2 separate regions of the Mus musculus genome follow, and region 2 is linked to region 1. Evidence: chromatin loops called from intact Hi-C (ENCODE). Cell type or tissue: left cerebral cortex. All regions are shown on one strand.

Region 1 (8,000 bases):
CACTGGAATTATGTCTTTGTTAATTCCCACATATTAATTAATACAAATGACGTTCTTGTTTCAATTTTTATGTTTTTACAAGATGAGAGCAAGACTTAATTTTTATAGGTTCATCTTAAATAACTTACCAGATTCTCATATTTGTTTGAGACATTAAATAAACTAAGGTACCGGGTATCTGGGATACATAAATAATAATTGCCAAAAAAATTACAAAATAAGGAACTTCAATCAAATTCTCTCTCTCTTGGTCTTTTGCTTTTGTTTGTTTGTTTTTGAGACAGGATTTCTCTGTATAGCCTAGCTGTCTGGAACTTACTCTGTAGATCAGGCTGTCGTCCAACTCATAGATCAGCCTGCCTCTGCTTCCCAACTGCTGGGATTAAAGGCATGCATCACTAGGTCCAGCAATTTTGCTAAAATGTGTCCCCATTGTTTCTTTGTCCTATTGCTGGGCCATCCTAATGAGCGAGGAACAACACTAACAATAGTAGACATAACTGGCTGCCTCTCGATTCTTTCTGAAATGTTTTTTAATATTTTGTTTCAGAGTAGCAGCTGCTGTTGGGTTACTTGAGTTTGAGGTTTCATATGCACATCAAAATACGTTCTGAAGACATGACAGAAGGCAATCTGTTGGGTTCAGTAGTAATGGGAGCTATGTAGCTCAAAATGCATCATACACACACATGAAACTGTCTAAGAAAAACATTGTAAAAAGAAAAAACAACCCAAAAAGGGATTCAAGTGTTAAATGTTAGAAGGTTCACCCCCTTTAAGTGTGCAGCTTGAAGAGCTTTAAGCACTCACTCACCCTTATCAAGGTCAAGAATGTCCCCATCTGGGTTCCACAGTTCTCTTCTGTGACATTCTACTGTTGTTACTCAGGTTACATCCTGAACTTGCACTTATATCCAAGTGTACAAGCACATTCCTGTAGTTCTAACACTCAGGAGCACCCAGAGTTGGAGGCTAACCTGGGCTACAGCCCAGGTCAGCCCAGGCTAGCTAGCAAGATCTTGTCTCCAAAATAAATAAATAGATAAATAGATAAATAAATTTACTTACAGCATGCCTCCACTATTAATTACCTCCTCATGGTCTGTGGGTAAAAGGGCCATATCTTCATTGTTCACCAGTGAAATTCCAGCCCCTAGCATACATAATACACATCACATAGTAGATCCTGCACTTGTTGTATTAATAGAGGAGAGATAGTGGGTGGAGGGAGGGCACAAATCAATCGTGTTCCACCTTGGTATCCACTCCATGCCTCAATTCTTTAATGATCCCAAATGCCAAGGGCTTTCCTTTCTTGGTCTCCCCATGGCTGGATTAAACCTGGCTATGAAGAGAGCTATTCCTACCCCTAACTGCATCTCCTTTGCCTAAGAAGCATATGCCTTTTGTCATACTCCTTTACTCAAGAAGTATGACAAAAACCACAAGTAAAGTAGCCATTGCCAGTAGTGGTCATAAACATAGTGTTAGAGAGAGAGAGAGAGAGAGAGAGAGAGAGAGAGAGAGAGAGAGAGAAACTAGCTGGGAGTGGCAGCCCACCCCTTTAGTCTCAGCATTTGGGAGGCAGAGGCAAGAGGAGGCCAGCCTGGCCTACAAAGTAAGGTCCAAGACACCCAGGGATACATACAAAAAGACCATGTCTAAACCAATAAAAATTAAAACTTTTTTTTTAAAGCATCCTTGGAGAAATGGCTCAGTGGATAAGAACATTTGCTCTTGCAGATAATCAGGGGTCAGTTCCCAGCACCCACAGGGTAGCTCACTAGGAAGCAAGAGAATCAGATTCAAAGGTGGGGAGCTTAATAACCCTATGGAGGATCAGTGCTGAGGGAAAGACAGAGCAGACTGACCCTAGAGATCAGTGACTGGTCAAAGTCTGAAGAAGGGAACACGGGAAAACACTAGGAATTCAAGAAACATGTGTGTGTGTGTGTGTGTGTGTGTGTGTGTTCCTCTATCCTCTTAGTGAACCTGGAGTTTGTCATCTTGGCTATGCTGTCTGGCCAGGGAGCCATATCTGTCTCTAGCAAAACCACCCTACCCCCAGCATGGGTTAGACCAGTATCTAATGTTATGTGAGTGCTGAAAACCCTAATTCCGGTCATAGTTCAAGTGGGGCAATCATTTTATCCACTAAGCCATCTCTCCTCAGCTGAAAGCCATGTATTTTCCAGGGAGCTTGGCCAGCAAGTCAGATAAGGACTGACCATCTTCTGCCAGTCTGGAAGTAGATTCTCTCTCTCTGATTCTCTCTCTCTCTCCTTTCTATCTGGGGACCATCATCTGCAGAAACTTCTACCCCCCCCCCCCAAAAAAAAAAAAAAAAAAAAGAACAAAACCAAAAACCCACCAGCTTTATTTTGGAGGACAAATCTCATTCTCAGTTCCTCCCAGGTGCAGCCCGATCTACCTCCCACTGGCCAGTTAAGATGCAGTCACAGTTTCACAATACTTGCTTACTTGCTCGATAAAAAAAAAAAAGAAAGGAAGAAAGAAAGAAAGAAAGAAAGAAAGAGAGTAAGAAAGAAAGAAAGTGGATGATGGGCTGTCATACGCAGAAATGGCCATCTTTTTCCAAAAGCACAAATAAATAAGATCCTGGTATGCTCTAAACAACAAACACAAGCACAGAGGCATAAGGCCTTCGTCTTACATTTCTGTATGCTTTGGCAAATGTAGGTAAATCAGACAGATGTAAATAAGCCATCACCACATTATGTAAACACCAAACCACAGATTCAAGTTCTACAAGTCTAAATTCTTGAAGTTGTCAAAGGGACTATGACATTGTCACTGAAAAGCTTGCCTTCGGGAACCTGGATTGCCTAAAAAAAAAAAACAACTCGAATTTTCTTGGAGAAAGCGGTGATGGAATGGATGTGTTAGAGGCAGGCAAGCGTGCTGGTGGAAAATTGGTTAAAATGAGGCTAAAGAGCTTAGAAAACATTTCGGAACGTACAAGCTGGCCTTAGGGACTTCCCTCACCAGAAAGAGCCTCTTTTGCTATCTTTCGGAAGGCGGAAAGGTGTTTCTATGAAGTTACAAAGCCACAATCCAGGCTGTTTTGCAAGCTCTGCGGCTTTTGCTTTCAAGTATCTGCATAAGTTCTTTCCTGTTCTATGCTAGCCTGGACTTCACCACCGCGCTCTCTGGCTGATTCACAAAAGAGGCTCTAGATTGCCCAGTCATTCTTTGATATTTATGGGGATGTCAAAGGAACTTGGGTCCTTGTTTCCTTCGGGGTTGGAGAGCCCCTGCCACCCTCTACTGCAAACCAAACCAGAGAGGACAGGAAATGCGAGCAGCGCAACGCCAAGTGTAACTGAAGGCTCTAGGGACCCTGAGTGACGCGCAAGAAAGCGGACGTGGAAACCCGGGTGCTACCACCAGCCCAGAATCCAGGGCTGACCCTCTGACACGGTGAGACTAGGGCTACGCGGGGCTGCTTTTCAGGTCCGCCTCTGAAAACTGTGTGCATTAGAGTCCTAGAACAAGCACAGATCTATTCTGCAATCTGAATGAGGTGGAAATCCTATAATCACTCAGAGACATTTCCCGCGGACACAAGATTGGAGTAAGCAAGGGCCAAGCTACGCAACTGGCTTAGATGCCAGAGACTACAATTCCCAGCATTCATGAGATTAGTGCGTTGCATGCCGGAAACTGTAGTTTCTCACCACCATCCAAACGCATTCCGGATATTCAACCCCTCACAAATTTCTCTTTTGCGAAAAGAAACGCCCAAAAGAAAGGTGACGGCGAACGTAGCGCTGAAAGGACTCGTAACGTGACCCGCGTCGTAGACGAGAAAAGGGTAAAGGACGCATTGTCTTGGCTACCGTTTCCCCTAGTCACGGACTAAACGTTCGCTAGAAGCCGGAAGTGGTTCCCCGGGACCTCTAGGAATGGACAGACGTGCTATGCGCCTACGTTCATTGGACGGTTTTCCTCAGGGACCAAGGCTTCCCAGGCCAAAGGGTGGCCCGGTGTGTGAGGGCCCGCGGAGCCATCTGATTGGAGGAAAGCCGCTGGACAAGCCCAATCGCAAGGAGCCACGCTTCGGGCATCGGGCACCGCACCTGGACAGTTCCGATTGGCGGGCTGCGGTCCCCCCCCATGCGTCTCCATTGGGTGCAGAGAGTGCGTGGTGAGGCACGATTGGTGAGTTCGTGTTTCCCGTCCCCCGCCCGCAAGCAGTGGGGTGAAAAGCGGCCCGACCTGCGCGCGGCTTAGTGGGCGGACCGCGCTGCTGGAGGTGTGAGGAGCTTAGACTCGGGATTGGGGGGGTGGAGGCGGCTCCTGAGACCGAAAAGGACTTGCGACTCGCCGGCCACGCACCATGAGGGTCCTGTGGGTGTTGGGCCTCTGCTGTGTCCTGCTGACCTTCGGTGAGTGACCGGGCGGCAGTGGGCGCCCTCCCCTTCCTGTGTGGCCGCTTCTCGAACGTTCTTGGGGCGTTGAACCTGGGTTGGGGACGCCGGGTGGCCTACAGGGGTTTCAGGGACCATCTCGTTCCCTCGAAGGAGACTTGGGTGATGATGCTTTCCCTGAGGCCTCTGGGAAAAGGCGACTTGGAGACCGGGCATTTAAATAAATACCCTGCGGATGGTGCTAGAGCGCTCCCCGAAGTCTCGCTGACGGGGCGCGGTCTCTCGGACTCTACTCCCGGGGGAAGCCTTCCTGGAACCCCTCCCTAAGGACTTTTGTGATCAGGTCCGACCTTTGGCCACCAGAGCCTGAGGACCCCCAGCCCCTGCCCTCTACTCCCGGAGCGCGTTTCTGTTTTCTAACGCCCGACTCGCGAGCGTGGGCCCTCGGGCCAGCGTCGTGGCGGTGGCCCAATATCTGATTCCGATGTGCTTCAAGAGCTGTCCTTGACATGTCTTCCCCTTTGGGCCGGATTTCAGTTCCCCTCAACAGAAGTTGCACAAACCCTGTTTGCATTCTGACCTGTGATAACTAAGTGAGGCCCAAGTTTTGGCTTGGCCAGTGTAGAGACCTCCTCTCAGCTGTGCGCAACACGTGTGGGTGTAGACGGGGGCCTCTCTCACTGCCTAGGATAGACACACGTGATGGCTGCCTGGCCTTCCAGAGTCAACGGGGGTCTTGAGCATTCATATTTAAACTTTAGCGTGCAAACTTACCTTGACATTGGTTATTGACGTCAGTACATAATTCTTCCATCTCAACAGCTTGTATTTACTTACTGAATTGTGTTAACTCTTGCCCCCGTTGATATGGCTTTTTATGCGAAGGAGAGGAAGCAATAGTGTGGAGAGTTGTAACCTTTCTCCCCAGGGTTCGTCAGAGCTGATGATGAAGTCGACGTGGATGGCACAGTGGAAGAGGACCTGGGTAAAAGCCGAGAAGGCTCAAGGACAGATGATGAAGTTGTGCAGAGGTCGGTGCATTTGAAGCTATGTTGATAAGCTCTGCAAGTTAGTGGGGCAGAGTGGCTGTTGGTGTTTCTCCATTCAGATTACAAGGTCCAGTGCCCAAAATGTTGCTAATGATACAAAATAACCAGAGAAGATCTTAGGAGTGCCCATTTATCTGCAGGCAAAAGCTCCTAGCAGTCTGCTCCTGGGAGTGACTGCTGATTCAGGAAGGAAAGTGCTAGGGATAAGCCTCAGCATCTAAAACCAGAAAACCAGTGGTGATGTAGCCCACTCAGCTTGTGCTTCCAACTTTCTAAGACCTGACAGGACACTTGATTGGTTTTGTCTGTGTGAAGTTAGTACTATGAAAAATAGAACTTTTATGCCTTTAACTTTTAAGAAAAGGGCTTTTCAATCGGTGAGGTATATTTTCAATTTTGGCCTTCTAGGAATTAGTGACGGTACTAAAGTGTTCACTGTGCAAGCGTACACAAGTCATGACTTGCTTTTCAGTAGAGGGAAGCCAGATGTATTTTTCTGGGAATTTTAGGAACTATTTCCAGCCGAGCATTAAGCACAGCCCATTCTGTGATGAGAGTGAGCTGGTATGTGAGTGCTCTTTTAACAAGAAGGTCTGCAGAGGCCAGTCTGTGTCCTGACTAGAGACTGAGAAAAATGAAGCTGAGTATTTGCTTATCTAATTTGATTTCCTTAGAGAGGAAGAAGCTATTCAGTTGGATGGGTTAAACGCATCACAGATAAGAGAACTTAGAGAAAAATCTGAAAAGTTCGCCTTCCAAGCTGAAGTGAACAGGATGATGAAACTTATCATCAATTCTTTGTATAAAAATAAAGAGGTAAGTGTTACATGGTTGGGACAGCAGTTTGGATCCTTCCATTAGAAATTAGGAATTAAATTCGGAATGAGAATTCTTATTGGTCCATATTGGGGCAGGAAGGGAGTGGACATTGTCCTGGTCTTTCGTGTCAGCTCAGAATAAGGTCATGACCTACCGACGGATGAAGTCACACAACTGTACCCCTGAGGGAGGGTGGGAGAGGTATTCCTGTTCCCACCACTTCAGATATCCCTTGTAGTTGTCACATAGTGTTATAGAGCCACACCTCCTTTTTTATGAAGAGAGTAAAGCCATCTCTTGCACCATAAAAGGCTTGGTTCCTTGAAGAGTGTCTTCACGATTCCGAGGAGAACTGAGAGGAGTGGATAAGAACCAACATCTTACCATGCTTAGGGGTCAATCGCAACTCATTAAATCTGGCTTCTTTTTAGATTTTCCTGAGAGAACTGATTTCAAATGCTTCTGATGCTTTAGACAAGATAAGGCTCATCTCCCTAACTGATGAAAATGCACTCGCTGGAAATGAGGAGTTAACGGTCAAGATTAAGGTAAGCTTAAAATAACTTTCCTTTTTAAAACGAATCCTGGGAACCCAGGCACTCCGCAGTAGGTCATTCTGGTGTGAACAGTAACTTCCTAGTCACAGTGGGTTAGCATGGAAGTGTGCAGACTGCCTTGAGTCAAACTGACTTTGCTTGTTTTCATTAGGGTTATTAGTGAACAGCTGTACCTAGTTTTATAGTACAAATTCTTTTGTCTAGAGTGGCAGTAATTACTGATAGGGCCTTATGGCTCCTAAAGCCAAAAATAGATACTACCTAGCCCTTTAGGAAAAGGTAGCCAAGACCTCAGCTTAAATCGTTCCACAGGCTGACTGAGCAGCCATCTGGAGTGTCTCTGGTTGCCATGGTGCAAAGGGTCGCACACCAATTAAAGGCTCAGCCTGAAAGTCACACTCAACTTCCACTTGCACCTTCACTGGGCAGAAATAATCATGTGGCCTGTAAATGGATGCACAGTCCTACCAGGTTCTTGAAGACAGCTAGGACTATTTAGTGAAGAACATTAATAATCACAGATCCCAAAATCCCTTTTAATTTCTGTGAAATAAGAGGTTTCCTAAGGTTTATCTTCAAAAGTATGTTATTTGGGTTAGTGTCTGTTCTTTGACATTTATACCAGGTTTTGTTTTGTTTTTTTTTTTTTTTTTTTTTTTTTACTTATGCTGGATTTATATAAAAATACAAAAAACATGCTTTTTAGGTATGGTTTTGAAAAATGCCATAACATAGACTGTAGGGTAGTGCATCACTATCTAAAGTTGATGTGGTCCAAGCTGGTTTCTATATTTCTTTATATGGAACCTGGCTTTTGGCATCATGTGAATGTGAAGAAGATCTAACTGTCTGGTTCTTGTCTTGCTTTTAGTGTGACAAAGAGAAAAACCTGCTGCATGTCACAGACACGGGTGTAGGAATGACTAGAGAGGAGTTGGTTAAAAATCTCGGCACCATAGCCAAATCTGGAACAAGCGAGTTTTTAAACAAAATGACAGAAGCTCAAGAAGATGGTCAGTCAACCTCTGAACTGATTGGCCAGTTTGGTGTCGGTTTTTATTCTGCCTTCCTTGTAGCAGATAAGGTCATTGTCACATCGAAACACAACAATGATACCCAGCACATCTGGGAATCAGACTCCAATGAATTCTCTGTAATTGCTGACCCAAGAGGAAACACACTAG
Region 2 (8,000 bases), 120 kb before region 1:
GGCTTTCTCCATCACTGCATCGCACCAGCAATCTCCTCACCAGAACCCACGGCACCAGCATCAAATGTGCTTGTCCCCATGAGAGAAAACCTACCCTCGTGTGCCATCCCTTCTCTACAAGGGACACTGTCAAACAATCCTCAAGTATCAAGCCTATTTAAAGTACTTGGGTCTAAGTTATTAGTCACAATAGTACTTTTTGTTCAGTTGGTGTTGATGTTGGTGTTGGTTTGGTCTTGGGTTTGGGTTTCTCTGGGTAGCTTTGGTTATTCTGGAACTCATTCTGTATACCAAGCTGGCCTCGAACTCACAGAAACCCACCAGCCTCTGCCTCTGCCTCTTAAGTGCTAGGATAAAAGGCATGCACCACCACTGCCTAGAAATATTTATTATTACTTAATGGCTGTACTGAGAAACACTGAGTGCTTATGACATAGTCCAGAGCCCACACACCCTATAATATCCGCTTCCTGGCCTTTAAAGAAATTTGCCGCCCGTATGCGGTCTGAGCGGCCTCCTGCAAAGGCCCACAAGTCACCAGCTCTCCTAGCAGCAGCCACACCCATTTTAAACGTACTTCACGACCAAGGAGAGACTTCTACTCTTCTGCGTAACTCGTCAGGCTTAACTCCAAATGACTCTGCTGCTCTTCCTCAAATTAAACCCAATCTCCCAGGACATGTTTTCTTAATAATGGGATACATTCTCTGAAACTAACCACCACAGGAGCGCTCTAGATAATGGAATTTTCCAGACTGGGGCTGTGGTGCTGAGGGCCGGGCAGTGAGAAAAGACACTCATCTGACAGCCCACCCCTTGAAATGTGGTACCAATGAGGGCGTCAATGCACCAGAGCTTGAGGGGACCAGGCAGGTGAAGACCAGAGGGCCGAACACCAGAGTGAGGCCAGCATCAGGGATTTCTCTACTGGGCTCAGGGAATCTCTGGATGGACATGTGCAGGCTGTGATCTCAGGCTTGTCCCAGAGAGCCGAGAGGAGGAAATGAGCACAAGGGTCTAACCTTCAGTCAGTCAGACTTCACAGCTACATGGCTTCATACTACAGACTACTCTATAATGAAAAGTTACTTTCTCTCTCAGCCTCAGTTTTCTCTCCTATAAAACCAGGGTAGAAATATACGTGCTATTTCCCCTTTCTTACTTCCCTAACCAAGTCTTGTGTAATTCATTCCATATGTCACAGAAATATTGTCAAGGCTACCCATTCTCTTAACCAAGGCTACCTATTCTCTTAGCCATCAAGCATTTTCCATAGGCCAGAAAGGAAAATAAACAAAACCTGTTTCCAGAGCCATGTGCCACTCGGTCACTACAGCCATGACATGCAGGTCACTTGTGAGTCTGATCAGATGCACAGTCACAGAAAGGGTGCAGGTCAGGCAGAAGCCACCTTCCTTATCCTCAGGGCACGTCCCCAAACCCTTATAACCTAAAATCGTGGGCACCATCAAACCCTATATATACACTGTTTTTCTTATCTGTGCATACCTATACCAAAGATCGATTTATAAATAAGACACAAAATAAGGAATCAATACCTAATAATAAAGCAGGAGCTTTAACAATATTCTGTAAATATTACTTCCAACTTACAAATTGTTTGGTTCCAAATTTTCCCCTTTCCTATTTCTGGACTACTTAACCATAGGCAGCTTAACTCAAAACACAGAAAGAGAGCCCATACGTAAGACTATCACAGACGCTCAGCTCCGCCTGACAACCCCTAAGGGAGCAAGCACTTCCAAGTGGCGCAGCAAAGCCCAGACTTAGGCATCACACAGCCTAAAGTTGAACCTCTCTACATCATTTTATGCTCTCAAAACCCTGCAGCCTGGTTCTCAGATGGCAAGGTTGCACCTGCACACAGGACAGCTGCCAGCACCAAGGGACTGCTGTGCACTGCGCAAGCCTTTGGCACAATGGCGGCCACAGAAGGAACAGCTACCACCACCACGCCAGCATGTGACACGGACACAGGCTCAGCTGCATTAGCCCAGACTTGACATCCGGTATTTTTAGAAAATCATCTCACAGCACACACAGTAAAGAAGGCAAAACAAACCCTCTTGTCAGAAGAGTCAAGAGCCAAGGTCTCGAGAGCCTACCAGAACCCAACCTGGAGGACGTGCGGGGCCCCATGTGCTGGAATGTATACCCTGGGAGAGAGGACTTGGCCTGGCCTGGCCTGCCCTGCCTCTCCTCAAAGCTTGGCAGGAGAAGCTGTGGGCAGCTGGCCATGACCAGAGCTGCAGGTGTGCCAGCCAAGAGTGACTGTCTGTACCACTCAATCTAAAGTCTTGACTCACTCGCACAGCATGGTAGGTAGGGCAGAATAAAGAGAGAATACAGGTGACTCATGAGATGGGGTGGGAACAGCTGAACAGCTGTCACAGGTATTGAGAGGGGCGACATCCTGGCCTAAGAAGTGAGCCTAACAAATGCTCCTGTCTTAACCGCCCCATGCTGGCTGCATGAATTATCACTGAAGTTGAGAAAACAGCTAATCACTGATCACATTGCCACTAGAGGCTGACCCAGGATCTCAGCTGGCTCTGCGACTCTTTGGTACCTAGGATCGCATTCCAAAAGATCCTTCTGGGGAAAATGAGGCCAGTGCAGGAAAGTCCTCTGGTAATCTAAAGGCAAGGAGGGCGGACAAGCATAACAGTGGGGCCCAATGAGCCAATTTTCACCAACAATAGCACAAAAATAGCGTCCACCTTTAAGACTCTGCAGAAGCTCTTGATGGCTCTCAGGAACATTCTTAAGGGTCCCATCAAGGAGAAAGGACAAACAAACAAAATAACCACGGGCAGATCTACACTCTGCTGAGAACAACTTAAACCTTACACTTCATAATTACACACAAAACTCAGGACATCTTTTGATCCGCAATTATCTTCAGGCTTAAAGGGGAAAAAAATGAGAGAAAACAAAACAAGAACCACAGCCAACCTGCATCTGCTCCAGGAGCCCCGTCAAGGTCTGCAGCCAGGTCATGGTCTGGATGTACTGCTCCGTGTTCATGATCCTGAGCTCGGAACGGAGCTCGGGGATGATCGCTCCAGTGCGCCAGCCGTGCTTGAGGGTCAGATCCTGACACAGAAATCACAGGGCAGGCGCTCCCTCAGTCCCCGCGGAACTCAACACCGCGCTACCTTTCCCAGACCAGGGAGGGAGCTACTCAATCACTCCCTCATTGTAATGGTCAGTCATTAACCAAGTTGAATTCGATGAATTACACTTAATTAGAACCAAACTGGCCCCGGGCTTTGACCATGTCACCCAGAGAAAGTTCCTGTTCTGGAAATAATGGCTGTGATTCACAGCTGCTTCAGAAAGGGGGAGGGAGAGGTATGGGGGAGGGGGGATTGGAACCACTAAACACGGTCTGTGGGGAAAAACAAAACACAACATGGTCTGTGAGATCAGGGTCAGGCTCAACTCAAATGCTCTGAATGGTCCTCATTCAAACTGAGTGAGGGGCCCCTGGAATCCTAGGTCAAGTTTTCCATGAGAAGCAGACTTATAAGAGGACCAGGAAAGGAGAGCAGCGGTACAGCATCTGCCTGGCTGCAATAGGTCCTGGCCTCAACCCTAGCATTACACATGTGTAGGGAATATCCTTTATTCAATAAATACTGCAGCACTCCCCAGACCTCTGGGGCACACCCACCAGGACCAGGCTAAGAAGCTGGGAGCATTCGGGCACACTCCGGAAGTTTTCTGACATTGATAAAAGGGAAAGAAAGCCCCCTGGCATTTAGCGTATCATAGTGCTTTCAATAGTTCTATTGAAATGTTTCTGACTAAATCTTTGAATACATTTCTAATTTCCATCATCTCAAAGAGAAAAACAAAACTATTTTTTCACAACTCTAATGTCTCCTGTTTTGTAAAAGGGAGACTTTCAAAACCGTGAGCCACTCTGAGTTTCTAAAAAACAGCGCCCCCCACTGGGGAAAAGGGCTCCTCACCGCCAGATCGCTGTAGATGTGGTCACCAAAATACAGTACTTTGGATCCTCTCCATCCAGTGAGCTTCAAAAATTCATACAAATTGCCCTGCAACAGAAGAGGGGTGCAGATCAATTACAGGTCAGAAACTCAGGAGCCTACAGTCTACGATACCTGCTTTAAAACTTGGAAAATTGTTTTTAACTCTTATGGTTTATTTTAAATATCAACAAATAAAGCTAAAAGCACACTCTTGGAAAAATCTTTCAGACTTTTCTTTGATGCCAAATGTACTCTGAAAAAAATGTCACTGTCAGGCATGCTGATGGTGTTCGACTTTAATCCCTGCATTCAGGAGGCAGAGTCAGGCGGAGGATCTCTGTGAGTTCAAGGCCAGCCTGATCTACGTATTCCAGGCTGGCAAGGACGACATAGTGAGACAGTCTCAAAAACAACAAAAAGAACAGTTCAGATTACATAAGCCCCTCTGCACTTATCTCTACACTAACTAAACATGCCGAGATCGTTATTCTATACAAATGCCTTCTAATTTTATTATAATTAACACAGTTGATTTCTCCTGCCAGTTCCCTGATGGTGAACATTCACAGCGTCACCTATTTTGTAAACAGTCTCGCAGAAAGTTCTGAGTCACGTCTAAATCTTCCGACTTGTTAGAAGTAAAATGTCTGAATTAAAACTAATTTTTTATGGCTTAGAGAATACACTCACTGCTAAATCCAGCAGGCCATTACAAACCCACCAAGAATGTTCAGTCAAGAAAACAGCTCTGGCATCATTAAAATGACCAGCCATGGTTCTAGCTCCTGACAGCCTTATTCCATGCCCAGGTATTTAAAACTGCACATGAAATCTTTCTCATCTGGAAATACATTGGATGAATAATAAACCAAGATTAATGCTCCTCAAAGAGACATCTCTGAGGTTTACTATTGACACTTTACATTTTATAGAGAGTAATGTTTTAAATGATATTTATATTTTTTAACAGTCAGCTTTGAGTTACTCTGAAGTTATAATCTGTCAGTCAAGGGGTCCAGCTGTTCCAAGCACCTGGCCAGTCCCAGTACCCACAACCTGGGACCACAAAGCAAAGCAACAGGAAGACACTGGGGAAGGCGTGGATACCTGCTTGTAAATCTGGCCTTTCTGCAGCTTGTGGATTTTATCCCAGAGTAGGACACCTTTCTCATTCACCTTTCGGAAAGGCCTAGCAACAGAAAAGGGAAATGTTACAAGAATAGATGGTAACAGTGAGAGCTCTCTGCTGCCCAAGATACTAAGTGGGGAGTCACTGAGAGCAGAAAGGATCTAGCTCTTGAACTCCAAACCCCACTGCATCCCCTGGCCCAGGTCACCCTCCCCATCCCACACGACACAGCCACACTGCATCCCCTGGCCCAGGTCACCCTCCCCATTCCACACTATACAGCCACACTGCATCCCCTGGCCCAGGTCACCCCATTCCACACTATGCAGGCCCCATTACAGACCCACTACACACAGGAAAACAAGAAAAAAATAATCCTAAGGGCCAACCACCCCTGGCAAGCACAAGCCCTTTAGTCAGGTTTCCCAAGGACCGCAGTCCTCAACCTTCCTAATGCTGCTGCTACTCTTTAATACTGTAGTGACTCTCAACCATAAAATCCTTTTTATCGCTACTTCATAACTGTTATTTTGTTACTGTTATGAATCTTAAAGTAGATATCTGATATGTGACTCTGTGTGAAAGGTCACGACCTGCTGCCCTAAGACATCTGGCAGGGCAGCAAGAATCTGCTTCCCAGGGCGAAGACTGCAGGAACACTGCTGCCTGCAGACATTATGGGAGGAACTCTGGCATCCTGGGTCAAATGCCAGGTAGAGGCAGGAGCAGTAGCTCTGATAGGCTGGGAGCAGAGCCGTCCAGTCCCTCACCCCAGGGCATAGCCAGAGGGACTCAGAGCATCTTTTGGGGTTGTTTCTCCAATCACAGAAATAGAAACTCACTGTAGGTATCAGAACCCACTTTCCCTTTTCTGAGGAACATGAAGATCATTTTGTACACTTTTATTTATATCTCTCTTCCTTTGATCCTGTCAGCAGCCTCTCCTGTGACATCGTAGTCTGAAACACATTAGCAGTAAGATATGCTGGCGACTTTTGCTTATAGCCAAGTTTGGCATCTTTAGTGGCTGTGTAACATTCCCTCACATGGATGTTCTGAGTAATGAGCCATCCTCAACTGTTGGCTTCAATAAACAACAGAGGAAAGGGAATGTCTCAGCCAATGTTCCAAACATCCAGAAAAAAGAAGTGGGGAGGAACCAGTGCTAGGCTGAGTCCCTCCCAGGAAGAGCCCAGGCCCGACCCCTCCACCTCGGATAAACCGTTCAGAAGAGTCTGGGTAAAGGGAGGCCCAGGCTTTGCAGGAACTTGGTGAGGGCGCTAGAGGCAACATGGCCAGCGTGTAGCTTCTGACCACACTCAAGACTCAGTCTCTTTCTCTATGCTTGGGTCTTGAGCTTGCCTCTTCCTCCCAGAGTCACGGTGACTCTGAGAACTTAGCACCCCAATGGTACACATGCTGCCCTAACTTCAGACACAGGCGCATTAGGATCCCTGGAACTACCCACAGATCTAGGTCACCAGCTACAGATCGGGGAAGGTTTGGGAAAACCCTTCCCAAACTGAGCCATAGACAGACAGAGCAATTCCTAGAATGCTATCTATAGTAAGGATCTTCAACTATGTGGGCCTCTAGGAGTTGGCCACCTAGTCTGAACCCAGGGGAGAGGACACTTTAATACTCTTGCACTGGTCCTGACCTCTTCCCTCCCCCTTCCCAAAACTCCAGAGGCAGGAGGACCTTATATAAGACACGGCTGAGACGTGTACTGGGATGCAGAGAACTCTGCAAAATCCAACTGCAATTTGAAATGCACCAATTAGCTGTTCTAAGAGCTGCCACCAGGCAGTCTGGCATTGGTGGTGTTCCTTACACCCCCCGAGGCACCCGGAGCCCATGCCTACTTTGCTGTGTGGTATTAATCCTTGTTCTCCATTGTAGTCTCAGTTTCTAAAGCCTGACTCAGAACTGCAGCAGCCCACACTCAACTGAGAACACTGTCTGCTATGTGCCCATCCCGCTGTTCCTGAAGTTAAGTGTTAGACAGGCTACACATCTCCGATGCTTGTGATCCTGTGACTGGCTCTCACTATGACATGCTATGCCTGTGTTCACAAGTACAGTCAAGTGCCCCAATAGATCGGCCCTCACCTCCGCTTGTCATTGAAGAAGTTGGGTTTCTCGGCCTGAACTATGACCACATCGAACAGGTCTCGCCAGTCCTTCCCCACGATGTACCGCATCCCTTTGTCTCTGGAACAAGGCAGCCAGGTGAGCTGACATCAAAGGGATGAACTGTTTTTATTTTCTTGCAAACTATTTCTTTCCAGCTACTAAGACGAATGGCACTTGACCCACGAGCCACCAGCTGGTGAGGGAAGACAGAACTTACACAAAGCTACTTGGGCTATTGGTAATGAGGAACATCTTCTTGCCGTGGGCAGCCAGTTTAGCCAACACTGCACGGGTCTGATCAGCATAACAGATGTACTTTTCTATGGATGAGAAAGACATTCACACACTCAGGATGGAATCAGGTCCTCTGCAGGTACTTACGAGATGGGCACCTGGGGTAAGCAGTGTCCTAGGCACAGTGGGGAAACTCTGGTCCCCGGGAAGGTTGATTCTGAAAAGTATGTGAATGCCCAGGGCACAGGAAACAAGAGACCACCCCTCCCACCCCCACACCCCATTGAAGGGAAGGATCATATGGTACAGCTGCCATCCCTTCTTAGACTGACAGACACCAAGTTCTAGAACAGAAAGCAGACATCTACACTGCCAGGATCAGGGGCCTTTAACAACCCTCAGGAAACGCCTGTGGTCCCTGCTCAGCCCCCGGGGTGAGATGTTTAAATACCCACATACCAACACAGAGAATGCTGTCATAC

What was found. Peaks named below come from ENCODE experiments on the same cell type or tissue, not always from the same donor. Only the 100,000 strongest peaks of a DNase experiment are listed, where the experiment ranks them.
Region 2: a loop joins it to region 1, with 2.4 times the contacts of the local background. A loop is called at or near these places in 10 of 42 quality-filtered maps.

What each region holds. Positions count from the first base shown.
Region 1 is chr10:86,701,716-86,709,715 of GRCm38, reverse strand. It overlaps Hsp90b1 (heat shock protein 90, beta (Grp94), member 1), which reads left to right and starts at 4,272. Exons shown (of 18, transcript NM_011631.1): 1 at 4,272-4,409; 2 at 5,320-5,422; 3 at 6,115-6,256; 4 at 6,691-6,807; 5 at 7,688-8,000. The coding sequence starts at 4,361. It overlaps Ttc41 (tetratricopeptide repeat domain 41), which reads right to left and starts at 3,905. Exons shown (of 16, transcript NM_001003910.2): 1 at 3,699-3,905. In left cerebral cortex, no CTCF peak of the experiment used is centred here; a DNase peak (open chromatin) is centred at 3,950; H3K4me3 peaks cover 3,356 bases; H3K27ac peaks cover 2,673 bases.
Region 2 is chr10:86,820,272-86,828,271 of GRCm38, reverse strand. Nt5dc3 (5'-nucleotidase domain containing 3) reads right to left here. Exons shown (of 14, transcript NM_175331.3): 8 at 7,502-7,604; 9 at 7,261-7,362; 10 at 5,127-5,208; 11 at 3,999-4,085; 12 at 2,977-3,117. Among named protein-coding and RNA genes, the nearest start is that of Nt5dc3, 45 kb to the right of the region's middle. In left cerebral cortex, a CTCF peak has its summit at 3,958 (motif pointing left); a DNase peak (open chromatin) is centred at 7,130; H3K27ac peaks cover 89 bases.